Linked DNA regions of Mus musculus: region 2 is linked to region 1. A link is a loop called in an ENCODE intact Hi-C map of the cell type or tissue named here. Cell type or tissue: left cerebral cortex. All regions are shown on one strand.

Region 1 (8,000 bases):
TAAGTGGGTTCTAATAGTACAAACAGAGAGAGAGGGAAGAGGGGGGAGAGGAGAGAACAAGGAGAAGAAGAGAGAGGAAGAGAAGGAGGAGGAGAAGGAGGAGGAAGAAGAAGGAAGAGAAGGAAGGAAGGAAGAAGATGAAGAAAGAAAAGAGAGTCCTCTTTATCCTGTAATGTACTTAACATATTTTATGTCTGTGTTGTGAAATGTAATTTTTCCTGAATCTCCATGAGAAGTTTTTAAATTAATGAACCCAAAACAAGCACAAGAAGGCAAAGGACAGAGGACGGCCCTGCATGACCAAGAAGGCAAAGAACAGAGGACGGCCCTGCATGACCAAAACCTTACTTCTGATTCTGGACTGGGGAATCCTGTCTTAGATATTAAACTCTACCCTGAGTTTGATTCCTTTCTTTGTTCATTCATTAATTTTTCTGAAACCTTTGGATGCTTGCTTTTCTACCACTGTATCAGGGCCTTCAGAAGAGCTGAGGTAACATTTCTTATTGACCTTTATGGACAACTGATCGCCTCGCTCACTCTATTAAATCAATTTTGTGCCTGAACTAGATACAGTTAGCCTTTAGACTTAGCCACTCCAGGCTCTGTACCCTCCTCTTGCCAATACCAATTTTACAAATGGGGGTGTATTATTGTGTAAGAGTGAACATAAAAGGTGACTTTTACAATACCACAAAAACAAAAGGTTATTCATGTATGAACAAATATTCCGTAGTTGCCAACCCAAGAAAGACTCAACATGGGTTCTGACAGGTGTTCAGACATACTTAAATGGTAGACATGTTCCCTCAGTGTATTACTGTTTTTGTTTATCTGAATTCAAGTCTGACTTTCTGGATGTAGAGGTAATGAACAGAATATCAGAGGCTCAATTAGAGCCAGAAATATACCTAAACTTTCTTAAAGATACCTGGCATTGTAGACTTGCTAACTTATATCATTCACAAGTCCTCTTTTTTTTTGTAGCTAAACCTTATTCCCATATGTCAAGAATCCAATGGTGAAAACAGAATAATCCATGTTTCATGATGTTTATAATCTTAAAACGTTTTTCAAATCTTCAAATACTACCACAATTGCATACAATCCTGAATAGTCCTCTAGTTTCTTAAAATGCAACTGGAAACTTCCCTTTCTGTGTCAGCACCTATACAGTCCAATACAGTTGCCGTGTAACTAAATCATCTTCAAAAGAATTTAAAACATGAAACAGTAGATGAAGGCAAAATTGTTTTTCATAGCTCATGAATAGAATCCGCACACCCCCTTTGTGCTTTGTGATTCAGTATGGAAGCAGCGATGGTATAAATAGCACGCTACTACTGGTCTCCTAAGGAGTCAGTTTGATTTGAGGCATATTTAACTTGCACCTCAGAGCGCAGTTTTTATGTCAGGAGAAAATGTTTTGCTACTAGGAAACCTCAACCCTATTCTTATCGCGAGTCTGAGATGTTGTATCTCTTCTGAAGTTGGTGTATTTCATTGAATCATCTTAATGGGCTCTGGCTGCAGAACATCAATATCGCTCTGGAGACGGAAGGTGGTTCCGGTAATGCCTGATGCCTCAGCATCATTTGTAACACAAATGATGGGGAGCTTGCGGCTTAATGGCCACTAATTTATTTTGAATGCTTGATGTGATGCATTGCCTCCATCAGTAGTGAGCCGGTTCACTTCGGCTTGTGAGAAGTAAGAGTTCAGTTGGTGAAGAGTTTTATTCTTTCACATCAGATGGAAAAATATGCCCAGTGGGAGTAGCTTATACATTTACCAGTTCTGTACAATAGTTCTCATACTTCACACACAGTGCCTTGCCTTTTATCATGGGTAACCATGGCAGTATTCCTAAAAACAAAAACAAACAAACAAACAAACAGTCAACCTTTTCTGGTTTTGCTCTTATTTAAGCATGTAGTTCCCACTGGTTTGGGAAGAGTTGTTTGTTGTTTGGGGGTTTAAGTTTATTGGTTGTTTGGTTGTTTGGTTTTGCCTTTTTGAGACAGGGTTTCTCTGTGTAGCACTGGTTGTCCTCTAACTCTCAGATCCTCCAGCCTCTACCTCCTGGATGCTAGGATTAAAGGTTCGTGCCGCCACCACACCTTCCTGGAACAGGTTCTTAATTGATATCTGTCATGGTATTTTTCTCCAGAAAGGATGTATGTCACATTTTATACACTAGAGATTGTTATATGTCTCAGTACTTAACATTACATCAAATGGACAGTATTTTTCTTATTATTGCTTAATTGCATTGCCAAGGAAGATAAATTTAACGAGGTTATTGGAGTTCCCAGAAGTTATCTTTGCTGAGTGATGGACCTTTAAATGCAATCAATTCAGTCTGGAAAACCTCCTTCCTCTGGTAACATCATTAAATAATTTCACTTGAAACTGGCCTCTTTGGCATTTGATTAGTAAGAGTTTTGATGTGGTGCCCCTCTGTTGCTATGAGCTGTGTTGATGTCCGTTGCTATCGCTGTGATATAAAAAGGGCCTGGGATCTGAGTCAATGTGTGTGTGGAACAGACTTTCCTGGTTTTGTTTCCATGATGACTTGAGATCTTAAGACAGCCATACTCTAGACTGGTTCCTGTCACTCTTTGCATTATCCTTGATACAGAGTTCCTGCCCAGATGTTCCATCAGGGTCAGTGGATGCTTTCTAGGATCATTTGACGAATTTCTCCTTATATCAAAACAGCAGTGTGCCCTGGTTTCCCTCCAGCGTTTGCATGTCATGCCTTCTTTTCTATCTATCAGTGCACATAGTACAAAGAGCTATTGGATTACAGAGACTGGAATGGTTTGCCACTGCCCTGCGTGATAGTGGCCAAGATCTCCAAAATTCATCTTATTATTTGTGCATTCATATAAGAACTGGATGGGGAAAAGTTCCAAAGGCTGCAAGCATACGCAAAGAACGATAGGCAGCTAAGGAAAACTAGAAAGGAGAGTGGTGGCTCGCTGATTGTCTATGCAGTACCAACAAAGGTCAGTCAGTCCTGAAGATATACTTACAAGTAACAACATAGAGGAAAAAAATATATATATACAAATGCATAACGGTGAAGGAAAAAAGAAATCATGTATCTAAAGGAAGGCTGGGGTTGGGAGAGAAAATAAGAATAGAGCAATAAAATTGTATTATAATCTCAAAACAATAAAACAGACTAAGACTTTTTAACAAAGGATAATATCATGTCACATTCTTGCAGAGCCCCTAGGCTGTTCGTATATCTTCTTCCAGAGATACTGGATTTATGCTATGTGTCCACATCAACACAAGAACAGCAGCTGTCTGATCTAAGCTATTTTTGCACACCACACTAAGAAAAGCCCAGTTCCCAAAGGCACACTCAGAAAGACTACATATTGTAAGTATCCACTGGAGCTATTCAAAGAATTCAGGTGACCAGGGAAGTCACCCTGGGGTGTGAAGCCCCACAGGGTGGGTGCTTCTCAGTCTTACTGTGGTTTGGTTTGGCAGGGACATCTTGAAGTTTTCTCATGCACGTTGAAATAGTTCCTGATAATATGTAGTGCCTTCGCCAAGCAAACAGTCTGGCAATAGTCGTTTACTATAATGAGACAGACAGGCAGAAATGATAGTGGAAGTTTCAGGTTTTTTTTTTTTTTTTAAAGGGGAGAAAGAATGTTTTTGCTTGCGAATCATAGAGGATACCTAAGCAGCCAGGAGACAAGGGCGCTCATGGAAACAGTAGATTATAAAACTTGATTACTGGCTTTTATTGTAGCCAAGACTTTAAGAGATTAAGTATTAACATCAGAGGGCAAAACTAGTTCAGATAGTAAATGGAGCCTCGTGGCACCGGCAAGAAAACAAAGCAGGCATTCAAATGGGACTGTTATCGCCCTTGTAAAGGGACAGGGACGTGAGCCAACAGGAGGAAGCCCTGCCTGCCCTTTGAAAGCAAACGTGGAATTTCGTGATCTCTCAAGCATTACTGCCGTCTCCGCTGCTGTAATGATTCCAGTGAAAGACAGCTGACTCGTGTAACCCTGTGTCTCAAAGGCAGATGAAGATGGTACCAGTCAAATACCCATCTTATTTCTAATTAACACAACAGTGGATCATGTGAATCTTAAAAAAAAAAAAATCATTTCCTCATTAACAGTTACCTTCCCCACCTCTTCACGGGACCTTTCGGGACTTTAAAGGTAGATGGCTTGCTCGTTCCTCACATGGTTCTTACTGGAGGTTTTAAAATCTATTTACCAACTCCAAACCCTGGCATGGGCCAAGCCTCTGTTCTTGGTCTTAAACTACACATGGTTCTGGCAGTCAGCCCACTCTTTGTGGGATTCCAGCCTGTTCTGTGGCTCTCGTTCCGACTTTATCTTATTGAGGACAGCCGGTAGTCTTAGTGCCACACACCGTAGCCTTGTCTTGGAAGGAAGGAAGGTGCCGACGACTGGCCAGAGGCAAAAGGCCATTGCACACTGAGCTTAAGCTCTTAGAGTCGTGAGCTTCCCGTGCGAAAGAATCCGTTGAGGAGCTTGAAAGCTGTTTCGTGACATCTGTGTCTAGGGCAGCTCCAAAGCTTCTCCTGTCCAGGGTGGAAGGCATTGGGAACACCTTGAAAATCTTTGGTGTTTGCAAGCGTGCTGTGAGGAAGCAAACACTTCTCAGAGCTAGGCTGGACCTTCTCCTTCTTAGCACTTGACTCTAGGCGAGTCTTAGGAATAATAGCCTTACAATGATGTCTTATAAGTGTTTATTAAAAATCAGGTCAGAGGGGACAGAATGGAGGGCTCAGTAGTTTAAGAGCAAGGGATGCTCTTCCAGAGGACCTGGCTCCCACAAGCCAGCTCACACTCAGTTACACACTCAGTTACAGGGAAGCAGTGCCCTCTTCTGGCTTCCACCGGCAACAGACATGCATGCACGTTGATGCATAGACCTACAGGTCAAACACATACACATAAAGGAATGAACTAAATGCACATTTTAATCTGGCAGAAGCAGCTCTGGTTACAGGGTGAGATGCTCCATTTCTGCAGATAGGAGAGCAGGGTAGGCTTCCCATAGGGTCACACGCTAATGCAGCTCCAGCTTTGGGTTCCTAGCATCCACACTCAGCCTTAGAGCTCTTGCACGAAGCAAAAAGGCATTGACTTGAACCCTCGGGGGCTCCTGAGGCCAGTCAGGACCTGCGAGTGATAACTCCACGCTATTGATTTGTCAGTTTACAGTTAATTTTGGGATGCGGAGGAAAGAAGAGCCACAGTGTTCAGATTGCTGCCGGCCAAATTGCTGCTTCATGAGCCAAATGCCCACATATAGAGAGGAAGCGAGAAACCGCTGTGGAAATGAAAGGATCAACAGAGATTTGTCACAAAGAAATTGGAATTAAGTCATGGAAAACATGCTGAAGATATTTGATGAGACGCTAGGGAGATATTTAAAATAATCAAGCAGTTACCGAATTTATCACGATCTTAGAAAATGTAGAAGAATAGGAGGAGGGAAAGGAAAAGAGAGCAAATGTTGATGTTGAAAGACATCAGTATTGTTTTCCAGTATGAGAGTCTCGGGAGATCTTTTGGGCTGTAGTAAATGTAAGAATGAAGAGTTCTCATGCTGTGCCTTCAGCAGTCTCCTTTTCCAAGATAAGTACAGTTTCCTTTCGCATCCCCTTTCTTTCGGAATGTCTTCATATCAGTGTAAATTGTAGGACATGGATTACCCCCCTAATTTCCCAGATTGAGGTTGGTTTGGTGAGTGACAGGACGTGGATGTTTCGGAAGAGATATCTTCCCGTAAGAGAAGCCGTGGTAGCTGTACGCAGTGCAAATAGGTGGATGACTCGGTGCACAGACATTGCCGGATGAAGGAGCCACTCCTGGCTGAAGAAGGAGTGCTACCTAGGATTCCAGAGGAGTAATCCCCGTGTCACTACTTATTTAAGATGCCCACAATGTTTATTTACTAGTAACTAGCCACATTGAAGTAGTAAGAGAAAACTGGGGTGCTCAAACTGAAAGAAGAAAGGTTTTTTTTTAATAATTATGGAAGAAACAGAGCAAAAGCATAATTACACATTATTTACCTAAGAAGTGAAGTAGAGTTTTCCTCCACTGGTGTTTCATACACTTCAGAAAATATTATATCAGTATACCCTATCGTTTGTCATTAATGCTTTTTTATGCATTGTTATACCTTGCTCTTTATTATATAATTTCATTATTTACAACAACTCTTAAATTTAAAAATTTTGATCATACTATTTCCTTCCCCAAGTTGTCCCAGATCCTCTCCCATGTCCTACACACCACACTTTTAAGTTCTTTATCAGAAAATGAGGGTACAATAACAACACCCCCCAAAACAAGGAAACAAAGTAAAATCACCCACACCCTCAAAAAAAAAAAAAAAAAACCTTGCAACTGAGTAAATGTGCGTGCAAAAAAGAGTAAGGAGAGACCGGGAAGCTTCACCCATCCTGCATCTTTAACACCTAAGTGTGTGGATAAAGCGTCAGAGGGAGCAAGTATTTCTGAGATGTGTTAATATACAGAGCTCACAAGGATCGTAGATCATAAACACGCATGGAAGTCAGAGGTGTGTGACAAAACGGCCTGTGTCTCATTTTTAACATATTTCACATATTTAACATATTTCCAAAGCTGGTCTTCAACTAGGCTCGTCACCAAAGAAAGCCAGGGTCATCATTATGCTTTTCAGAGATCACTTTAGTGATCAATTTATGTCCAGTGAAAGAAGGGATATAGAACAAGCAAGGAAAGGCCAACAAGCGTGAAAAGAGACACTTGTCTGAGTGGCGTTTAGGACCCAGATTTGATGTATCTGCTACATCTGGGACAAAATGTGTGGAACATGAAAACTGACTGAGGATGATGTCCAGTTTGGGGCCTGGCTGAAAGCACGGTAATGTCACCCAAGGAAGCAGGTGTATAGGAGGAGCCCGTGTTATTCCAGGAGCTAGATTGAAACTGAATTTGTATCTCCAAATACTTTGATGTCCTCCCTGATGTACAAAGCTGAGGATGTGAGAAAGGGGTTGTTCTGCACTTCATGGGTGCTCTAACACGGCGACTAAAGAGAACTCAGAGGGAGAGATGAAGACGCTTCGCCTCTAACAGAGTCTTCATCTAGCACATCCTGAGTGGTGCCCCAGTTAGCTGGGTGTGGTGACTCATGTCTGTAACCCCAGCATTCGAGAGGCTGAGAGACTAGGACTGACTTGAGTTCTAGACTAGCCTGGGTTACACAGTAAGTTCCAGGCTAGCCTGAAAATTAGAGAGCAATCAAAAGTGGGCAAGTTCTCTCCACGTTGGCATTCCACGCTAGTTCTCTCTGCTTCTAAACCTACCAGAAAAATATTACATTTCTCCTTCAAAGAATATTGACAAGGTACATACATAGCAGATAATTAGATTTCTTATGAAAGAGTAGGTCCTTGCAGTCTCACTTTTCCCCCAAGGCTGGAAAACAGTATTGAGCATAATCACTCTTTAAAATAAGTAATAGTTTGCTACCAAGAAGTACAGAGACGAATATACGAATGTATTCACGTGATGTTGTAACGATACGAAGGAAAGGCTCTAAAATGCTTGCTGTTTAAATAGAAAACACGCCAACGTCCCGCTGCATTGTAATAAAAATTAATGAACAAATTGGTAATCAAAAGCCTGTTGAAATATAATGAATTAGAGTTTAATGAAATAATTAAAGGTATACTAGAAAGAGTTTTGAATCTGTGATCTTACCCCATTCTTGTTGGCTAAATGGAAGAGAAAAATCTAAAATGAGAAGAGAGTAGAACTTAGACACCCGAAGAAGGGGAACACAGTGCTTGGCCTATTTAAGTCACAATGTGAGAATCTTGAAATGTTTGAGTAAATAAGCTTACTGGTTACTTATACATGTGCCCCACTATTTGTAGCCAACCCTATACAATTTAATTGGCTTTGGTGACGCTCTTAGTATTCAATTTT
Region 2 (8,000 bases), 2.0 Mb after region 1:
CCATCTGTTTGCAATGACTCCTCAACTCAAATGTGCTCAAACAGAACCGTTTTGTTGTTGTTGCTGTTGTTGTTGTTGTTGTTGTTGTTGTTGTTGTTGTTTAGGGCGGTGATAAGAAGGGCCTAGTGAGTGCTGGAGAGTCCCCATCCTGTGCAGGGTAATCCAGAAGATCCAGTTGGCACTGGATCAACCTTAAAATGTACTCTGTGCATTTCCATGTGAAAATGCCATTTAAGCGGGCTATCAAAACACTGTCTCACAGATAGTAGATCCAGGACTACTAAATCTTTCTGATGAGACATAACACAATTTCTCTAAAATGTTAGATCACCCCCAAAAGTTTCAGCACTTTATAAATTTTTAAGAGGGGTAAGTGGCTCTGTCTAAAAATAGACCTTTCTCTACAGCCGTGTCATCGAGTTCTATTACTTGGTGGCTAGTGAACACTATAATGCAGATAACGTAGTGCCTACGAACAGTGGATCCACGCCGACCCAAGCTGACAGCATCTTTTCTCTCCAGTTTGTCACTGTTAAAGTAACTAACGCTCCTCAGGTTCAGAATCACACGTGCGCACACTCACTCAGAGCCCTCACACTCCCCTCTGCCACAACTTATAGCATTATGTAGGCATTTGCTTTGACACAAAGGTTCCCTGAGTCCTCTAAAAGAAACACACACCAAATAGCACTGTATGTAAATGGAAAGGAAAACCTAGTCACCCACTGCTCCTAAAGGCAAGAAAAGAACCAAGACTTTGATCAGCCTTTTGAAAGCCATTTTGAATAAAACAGCACTAAAACTATGTTTGCCTCTTACAAGGCTCCCCGTGCCTGAGTGCTCTGTTGGCAGTAACAGGCTTCCTCAAAACCTTACACACGTAAACAATACAGTCCACTTGTTTGCACTGGAAATTGTGGGAATTAGAATAAAATAAGCTTCAGTGTGGTTACTGATGGCCTGTAAGTGGTTACTGGTGGCTTTTAAAAATAAAGACTCTTAAAAGGTCACAATCCAAATAGCGGCCTCGAGAGATCCAGAACAGCGTGGATCAGGAAAAGAGACAAACATGCCTGACCTGTTCCTGAAAATGCACGGTGTCGGGTGCCGGTTTTGAAACTGTAAAGGACTCACTAGTTTGGGCATCGATGCCTGAACATGGAAAGGGTAAATACGATATCCTTATGCTCTGATTCTTTAAAACATCAAATGTAGTTTTAATCTTCTTCGCCAGTAATCTCTATTACTTCACATGGAAACCTTAAATTAATTACTCAACTGTCTTAACTTACCTTGCCTAATAGAGCAGTTTAAAGGTGCTAATTGATAACCGTAGGAAGGAGGATGGCCAAAGCAATCTGACTGGGCAGACAGGAACCAGATAATTATTAGTCGGTCCACAGTCATTGAAATTCACCCAGTCCTGAGTAAGGCCCTGGGATACCGAGTGATTGGGGGGGTTGGGGGGGGGAGAGGTGCTCTTCATAGGGTGGGGGAAACTTAGGTTCTGAGACTGAGATGAGCTTTTGTTTCTTTGTTTTTAACCCCACGGAGGACTTTGATATTCAAGGGGAGATTTCACAGTCACAAAAGGAGGCCGGTTCATCCTCTCTCTTATTGGCAGGAGATGAACTCACTCAGCCCAGGGTGTGGAAGAGCTGGTCACTGTAGTAACTACACATTCAATTCCCAAGGCTTCAGGCAATTGTTTAACACTGGCCACGCAGTGGAATGTGGAGCAAGAGGAAAAGCTTGGTCTCCCTAGGGCTCTTAGAGAGCCTATGGAGTGGCCTCCAGAGGAGGCCGGATGGCTCAGCCCGCAGCTCCAGAGAAACAGAGCGACAGACCTCAAACTTTGCCTTTGCAGAAGCGCCTTCTGTAAATGTGGCATTGCTGACTAAGAGCCAAGAGTCATCCCTCCCCTGAAGAAAACACCTCCTGGGAGACACCTAGCCTCTTAGAAGGAGGAATGGACAGCAAAGCAGGTGGGCAGAAAAAGATCTGTGCTACTGGCAAGATGTGGAAGTCATCTACCCGGAAAGAAATGACAAGCCATTAGTCGTGGCCCCCACCCCCACACCCCGAACTGTGCTCTCCCCCACACCCCCCGCCAACGCTGTTTATTAAACGATACTTTAGGAAAGCTCCCTTGAAGTACCCTTTACAGAAAGCAGTTTCCTTCGGTAATACCGAGACTGTTCCCAGAGCTAAATAAACCTTTAAGCGGGTGAGGCCCCGGAACTTATGAATGTGATTCTTTGTGGAAATAGTTAGAGGTGGACGAGTCAATATTCTCCTGGAAACGCCCACCCTCTGCAGACAGGCCTGGGAATTAACTAGTCAGAAGTGGACAGAAAGTAGACATTCCAGATGCGAGAGCTTCCCGTGGACCATCACCCCTCACTGATTTCTCCCTTGACTGCGACCCCCCCCCCCAACTGCTTATGAAAAGTGTCAGATGCCCACCAGCCAGGACTGGTGAGGGATCCATTTGAACCCCATTTCGGTCCTCGCCTGGGTCTCTCGCCTTCTGAAATAAGATGGACCCTGCTCCCCAAGCCTCCTGCCATGGCTCTGTCCCCCTCCGGGCGTCCCTCTTCCCCGCCCCTATCCTCGCCGTCTGCCGGGAGGGGAGGGGGCAGGAGGATGCCGACTGCGGGACCACAGCTACCCTCATCTTGGCCTCCTGGGACGAGCCGGTTTCTGCCCCCGGGCCCAGTTGATAGTCAAGGGAAGAGACAGTACTGGTGAGGGCTGTGGAGGCGCGCAGACCTCGCGCGGCCACTGTGGTCCCCAAAGCCCGAAGGCCCCCGAAGGCGCGGCTCGCACCTACCTGCAGCCGGGCGTCCCGGGGGCGGCAGCACCTAGCGATGGTCCGGTAGCTTCCGCGGGCCGACGCCAGCCTCACCGCTCCTGCATCGCTTCCGAGATGCCGGTCCGCTGGCACCATCCAGGGGCATAGGGACCTCAAGTCCGCCGGTGTGTGTTCGCAGAGGGCGAGCGAGTGTGAGTGCTGCCTCCTCCGAAGGCTAAAGGGGGGCTCGGCAGCGTCTTCACCTACAAGCTGGGGTCCCCCTTCCCCGAAGCAAAAGGAAGGTGCAGCGCGCGAGGTCGGTCCCCGGGCTCTGCTCTTTATCCCACAGTGTCAAAGTAATCGGAAGGGTCGTCGACCGAGGGGGAGAGCCAAAGTCTCCGCAGCCCCCGGCGGCGCCCGCGGTCGCCCGCTGTCCCCGGCGATGCGCTGCGCGCGGTGGTGCGCTCGGCTCCCGCGACTGCGAGGATCCAGGCGGGCTCCAGCCACCGCCGCTCTTATTCCATCTCCGGTTTGTTTGCTTTGAGCGGCGAGCGAGGACTTTTCCTCTCGCCCCGCGTCGGCTCTCCCTTGCACACAAACGCGCGCGCTCACACGTTCCCCCTCTCCCGCCCTCCCCCGGGTTCTCTAGGGAAAGGCAATTGGACGCGGTGATTCACCTTCAGCAGAGCAGCCTCCGCCGCCGAGCACACTCCTCGAGTTCCCCGGCTCTCCCAGGTCTGCAGGCTCCCGGTGTGGAGCGGTTCTGAGCAGGCTCGCGGGCTGTGCGCTCGGCCGGCGTCCTCCCCGGGAGACGCCTGCGTTCCCGCAGCTCGCACTCGGGTCCCGCGGGTGCCCTCTCGGACACCTGGGCGCCGTCGAGTCGCGTCCACTTAGCAGCAACTCCCGGCCAGCTGCAGCCCCTCGATCGCGCCTCCAAGTGCAGCCGGTAGAGCTCCTCGCATCCCACCCGCCGCCACTCTCCGCATCGTGTGCTCCAAGGGAGGGAACCCCTCTGCTGTCCCCCCAAGTCACGAGCGCGCCGGCACCTTCACCACCTTGGAGGTGCGAGTTCCAGCAGCAGACACAAGCGAGCAGGTGTCGCCTGTGTCACTTCGCCAAAGGCGGGAGTGAGAAAGAACGGAACAAGGGGAGGGGCCCGAGGAAACAAATCCAGATCACCAGAAGAAAAAAAAAAAAAAAGCCAAAAAATAAAATAAAATAAAATAATTTTAAAAAGCAATCAAAGCTTCTCCCTCTCTGAGTCCCACCACAAGCTCTGTACTGTTAAAATACACTAAAGATAATGTTCGAAAGTCACCCCAACGGGCAGAGCCCTGCTAGTCCACCCTAGACCCCTGTTCCACTCAGCGGGCTGGCCGTTGGGAGCGACTGGCCCCACTGTACAAAGCACAGAGAAGGCAGGCAAAGATGGGTTCTGACACTCCAGGCTGAGTTAAGCAGTAAAATGGGACGGCTGGACCGGGAGGCTTTGACTCCCTCTGTCTCCCTCCCAATTCTGTCAGCAGTGGCTGCAGATGCTGAGAGCAAACCACCTTCCTGCAGAAAGAAAAAAAAAAAAAAAAAAGTATAAGACAGCAAACGTTGCAAATGCTGGACTATGTCTCCCTCTAGCGGTAAATCTGGATTAGAACGCTTTGCCGGCTGTCACGGAGACTCATAATTTTTCTTCCAAAAAAATAAACAAGAATTTTCTTACACTATCCGATTTAAGAGGATTTTGAATTTCTACAACTAACAAATTCTGACAGAGTCAAAGTTAAGGGGGTTTTAACACAATCCCATGATAGCATATTCATTGCTAAAGGAATATCCTAACTTTACAGAGATTTCAGAGACAGATCCTAGAAGGTCATGTCCTTAAGGTTTGGCCAAATTGGGTCCTGGTTTAAGCGGTGTACATAAGATCTTCCAAGAAAGGACTTCTTAGACTCAGCTCATTTTGATCGTGCTTATGAATGAGAAAACATTTAAGCTAGTGGTTAGGATAGTACGAAAAATGAGTAAGACTTAGACACAATGAGAGAAAATGTCGACTCTGGAACGCTTACTCAGGGATCTTGTCTGTAACTGACTCCTCTCTCGTTCCACTAGGTTAATTTTTCAAACTAGCTAAATTCTCCCCAGGTCTAAGTAGTTGTGTTTCCCCAGCCCTGAGTCATTGAAAGATTAGCATAATTCTTTCCACCATCTATAAACTACCACTTATTACCATAGTTACTAAGAACTAAGGAATATGTTTTAGCTGGTGATTTTATGGTAACATAATTTAGCCTTATTTTCTATCTAAAGGGTTTTATGTAGTTGATTTGGGAGGGCTATTTTAACAAAGCATTCCTGCAAATTTTATTAAAAAGATTTGTTACGTCAGACACAACTAAGCTAGGCACACCTGTAACTTTGCTGTTTAGAGTTTGTGAACATTGTCATTTAGTGGGAGGTGTGCCTTAGGCATTTGTGTGCTTTTAAATAGAAAATATGTATCAAGGTCATGATTAAACAGTTTTCTATTCATTTTGAATTTTTTATTTATTCTTTTCTAACTTGATCATTGTACTTAGTCTACTCTTTAAAAAAGGCAATAATTTACTTTTTCAATTGGGAGTAACTGAAGCAATTTCAAATAAAAATCCAAAACAAAATAATATAGGGTTTTGAATTTTAATCGATTGTATCTGGTAGGTTTGTGAGACTCCGGGGCATGGCAATCATTGTGCACAACATATCTTCAAATGACCTCTTTCAAAAGACCAGTGTCTCGTATGATTAAAGACTTTTATTTTATCACAATTACATGGTAACTCATTTCCTGGGGGAACAAGGTTTTTTGTTGTTGTTTTTTTTTTCTTTTTAAATAACCTGGCACTGTTTCATTGCAAATCTTACTGTAATTTTCTGTCTGTTGATCAGCCATAGATTTCAAGCAAGAATGACATTAAAACCTGTATTCTTCACTATAAGGAAAAAATCATTTCAACATAACTTCAAAACCCTGGCCTTCCCCCATCATCTTTCTCGTGTCTAATTCTTAAGGGTCTTTATGGTTTCATGAAAGCCTATCAATTTATCTTATTATTTCTGCTGCTAAAATGTGGGGCATTTAAATCTTATTTTTTACAATTTAATCCACTGTATTTGTACAAGCACATTAAAAAGTTAGTAAAGGGAATAACTGTGTGATTACAAAATAAAACGGACCTTCCCCATCCACAGATCCTCACCCAACACCTAATGATGCTGAAATTCCCTAATGCCTTTGTGTTCTCTGTTTAATCTCCAGGCAAATGAATCCAAATAACTCAGATGGAGGTGTGGAAATCAGGACTCTCGGGACTCTGAAACAAAATACTTTGCATTCCTTCCAAAACACACACACACACACACAAATCAAAATGATAAACACTCATCCGCCTTAGCAGAACCCTGGAGTTGATAACCTGCCATCTGGTTAACCTTTCTGCCTCCTCAAAACTCTACTACATTTTTTTAAATGAATATACATTTTTTAAAATACTTATTTAACTGGACTGCAAGTTCATCACAACTCAGTGCGTTCTGAGAACTTGCAACAAGCATTACTTTTGCAAACTTTCTTCTCTCTGCCTTGAAAACTATTCTACTGAGGTACACCTGGCTGCAGTTAGCTGTCCATACTACAGATTTGATAAGTCAAATCATGTGGTGTGTCTTTCCCCCCCCCGCCAGCGTCTCCCTCCACCCACCCCCACCCCCACCAGCATCGTTCTAACAGAATAATTACCCTGAGATCTCTCCCTGATACTGCAGCCACGGGTCGCACCTTCCTTATTTCTCCATAGTTAACACTAAACATTATTTGACATGCACCTCTTGTGTTATTTCTGAGTTGAGCATGAGGGAATCTTTCAGTTCTCATAAGTAAATATCTAGGAATAGAAAGGCTTGTCTTATGGTTGGGTGTATTTAAGAACAGACGTGGTTTGAGGTATTTTATACGGCACTACACATTCCCCTCAGCCGTAGTAGAGATTTTAGAGGCACTTTAAGTCTCTAGTAGAAGGTTTATAGGTTATCTCAACCCCTCATCTCAAATCCTCACAACATCCAATAAAACAGATGAGCTGAACCAATTTCGCCTGTGAATGAAATGAGCCGGTGGAGGGATTCAAACCAGGCCTGCCAAATCAGAAGCCAGCCGTCAACTTTGCTTTTTACGTTTTTTTATTCACAGTCTCTCAGCAGTGTCCCATCCCCCCAAACTTGAAAACGTTCCGTCTCCTGTGTTACAAGGACAGTGAAATTATCAGGACCCAGGATTCTGAAATGTCACTAACAAAACGTGTATAAGACTGCAGAGACGTTACTAAGAAGAAAGGGGTGGGAGGAGACGCAGCGCTGGTTCCCTGCGTTTGTTCGTCCAGGAATCATAATATTTAAGAGAATGAATACAATTCGGGTTCCCTGCGAACTCATAAAGAGAGCGGCACACGGTCCGTTCACCTCCACCTGCCTACCTTTTTTTGTTTCCATTGTCCCAAGCCATTCCCATCATCTCTAACTTTTATCCCAAGCCATTCCCATCGTCTCTGAGGAAGCCCCATGAGTACCAACCCCAGGCCTTGCACATCCCCAGCAAGTCCTTTATCTCTGAGCCACGTTCTCCATACTTATTTTTTCCATCGTATTCTAGCAAAATACGGTGCTAGCCAAGTTGCCCGGGATAAAGCCCCGGCAAGCTTTAGATAGGATGTTTCCCCATCCTCTCTAGTGTCCGTACTACTATGGACCACTACACTCAACTCAACTTCTGGGGGTTGAGAGAATTTTTCCACTGGCAGGGGTGAGGAGCAGTCTCAAGGCTAGCCTTGAACTCCCAGAGAGCCACATGCCCAGGCCTTCTCCGTGCTGGGATTAAAGGTATGCACCACCACATGCAATTTAACTGTAGACATACTTTTTAAACATTTATAGAATTGTTTCATGTAATCAGGTAGATAAAGGGAAGACAAACCTCACTCCATGTACTGCAAAGTGGTATACATACATGTTGGTAACTTTTAGTCTCCCTATAAGTCGCAGAGTCCCTAACACGCCTATCAGACACACAGGGACACAACTTCAAGACAAGAAGATGGGTTGCTTTGCTTGCAGCCCCTAAGGGGATAGGAACTCCACAGGAAGACCAGCAGAATCAACTAAGCTGGACCCT

Evidence for each region. Hi-C counts contacts between places; a loop is a spot of excess contacts. Peaks named below come from ENCODE experiments on the same cell type or tissue, not always from the same donor. Only the 100,000 strongest peaks of a DNase experiment are listed, where the experiment ranks them.
Region 2: it touches region 1 in a loop (5-fold over the local background); 3 of 42 quality-filtered maps call a loop at or near these places.

What each region holds. Positions count from the first base shown.
Region 1 is chr10:125,262,032-125,270,031 of GRCm38, reverse strand. The region is part of intron 3 of Slc16a7 (solute carrier family 16 (monocarboxylic acid transporters), member 7); the gene reads left to right. Among named protein-coding and RNA genes, the nearest start is that of Slc16a7, 43 kb to the left of the region's middle. In left cerebral cortex, a CTCF peak has its summit at 4,907 (motif pointing left); DNase peaks (open chromatin) are centred at 3,354, 4,320, 4,912, 5,207 and 2 more places.
Region 2 is chr10:123,260,375-123,268,374 of GRCm38, reverse strand. It overlaps Tafa2 (TAFA chemokine like family member 2), which reads right to left and starts at 4,299. Exons shown (of 5, transcript NM_001252387.1): 1 at 2,834-4,299. In left cerebral cortex, a CTCF peak has its summit at 4,428 (motif pointing left); DNase peaks (open chromatin) are centred at 2,809, 3,440, 3,850, 4,313 and 5 more places; H3K4me3 peaks cover 4,277 bases; H3K27ac peaks cover 3,161 bases.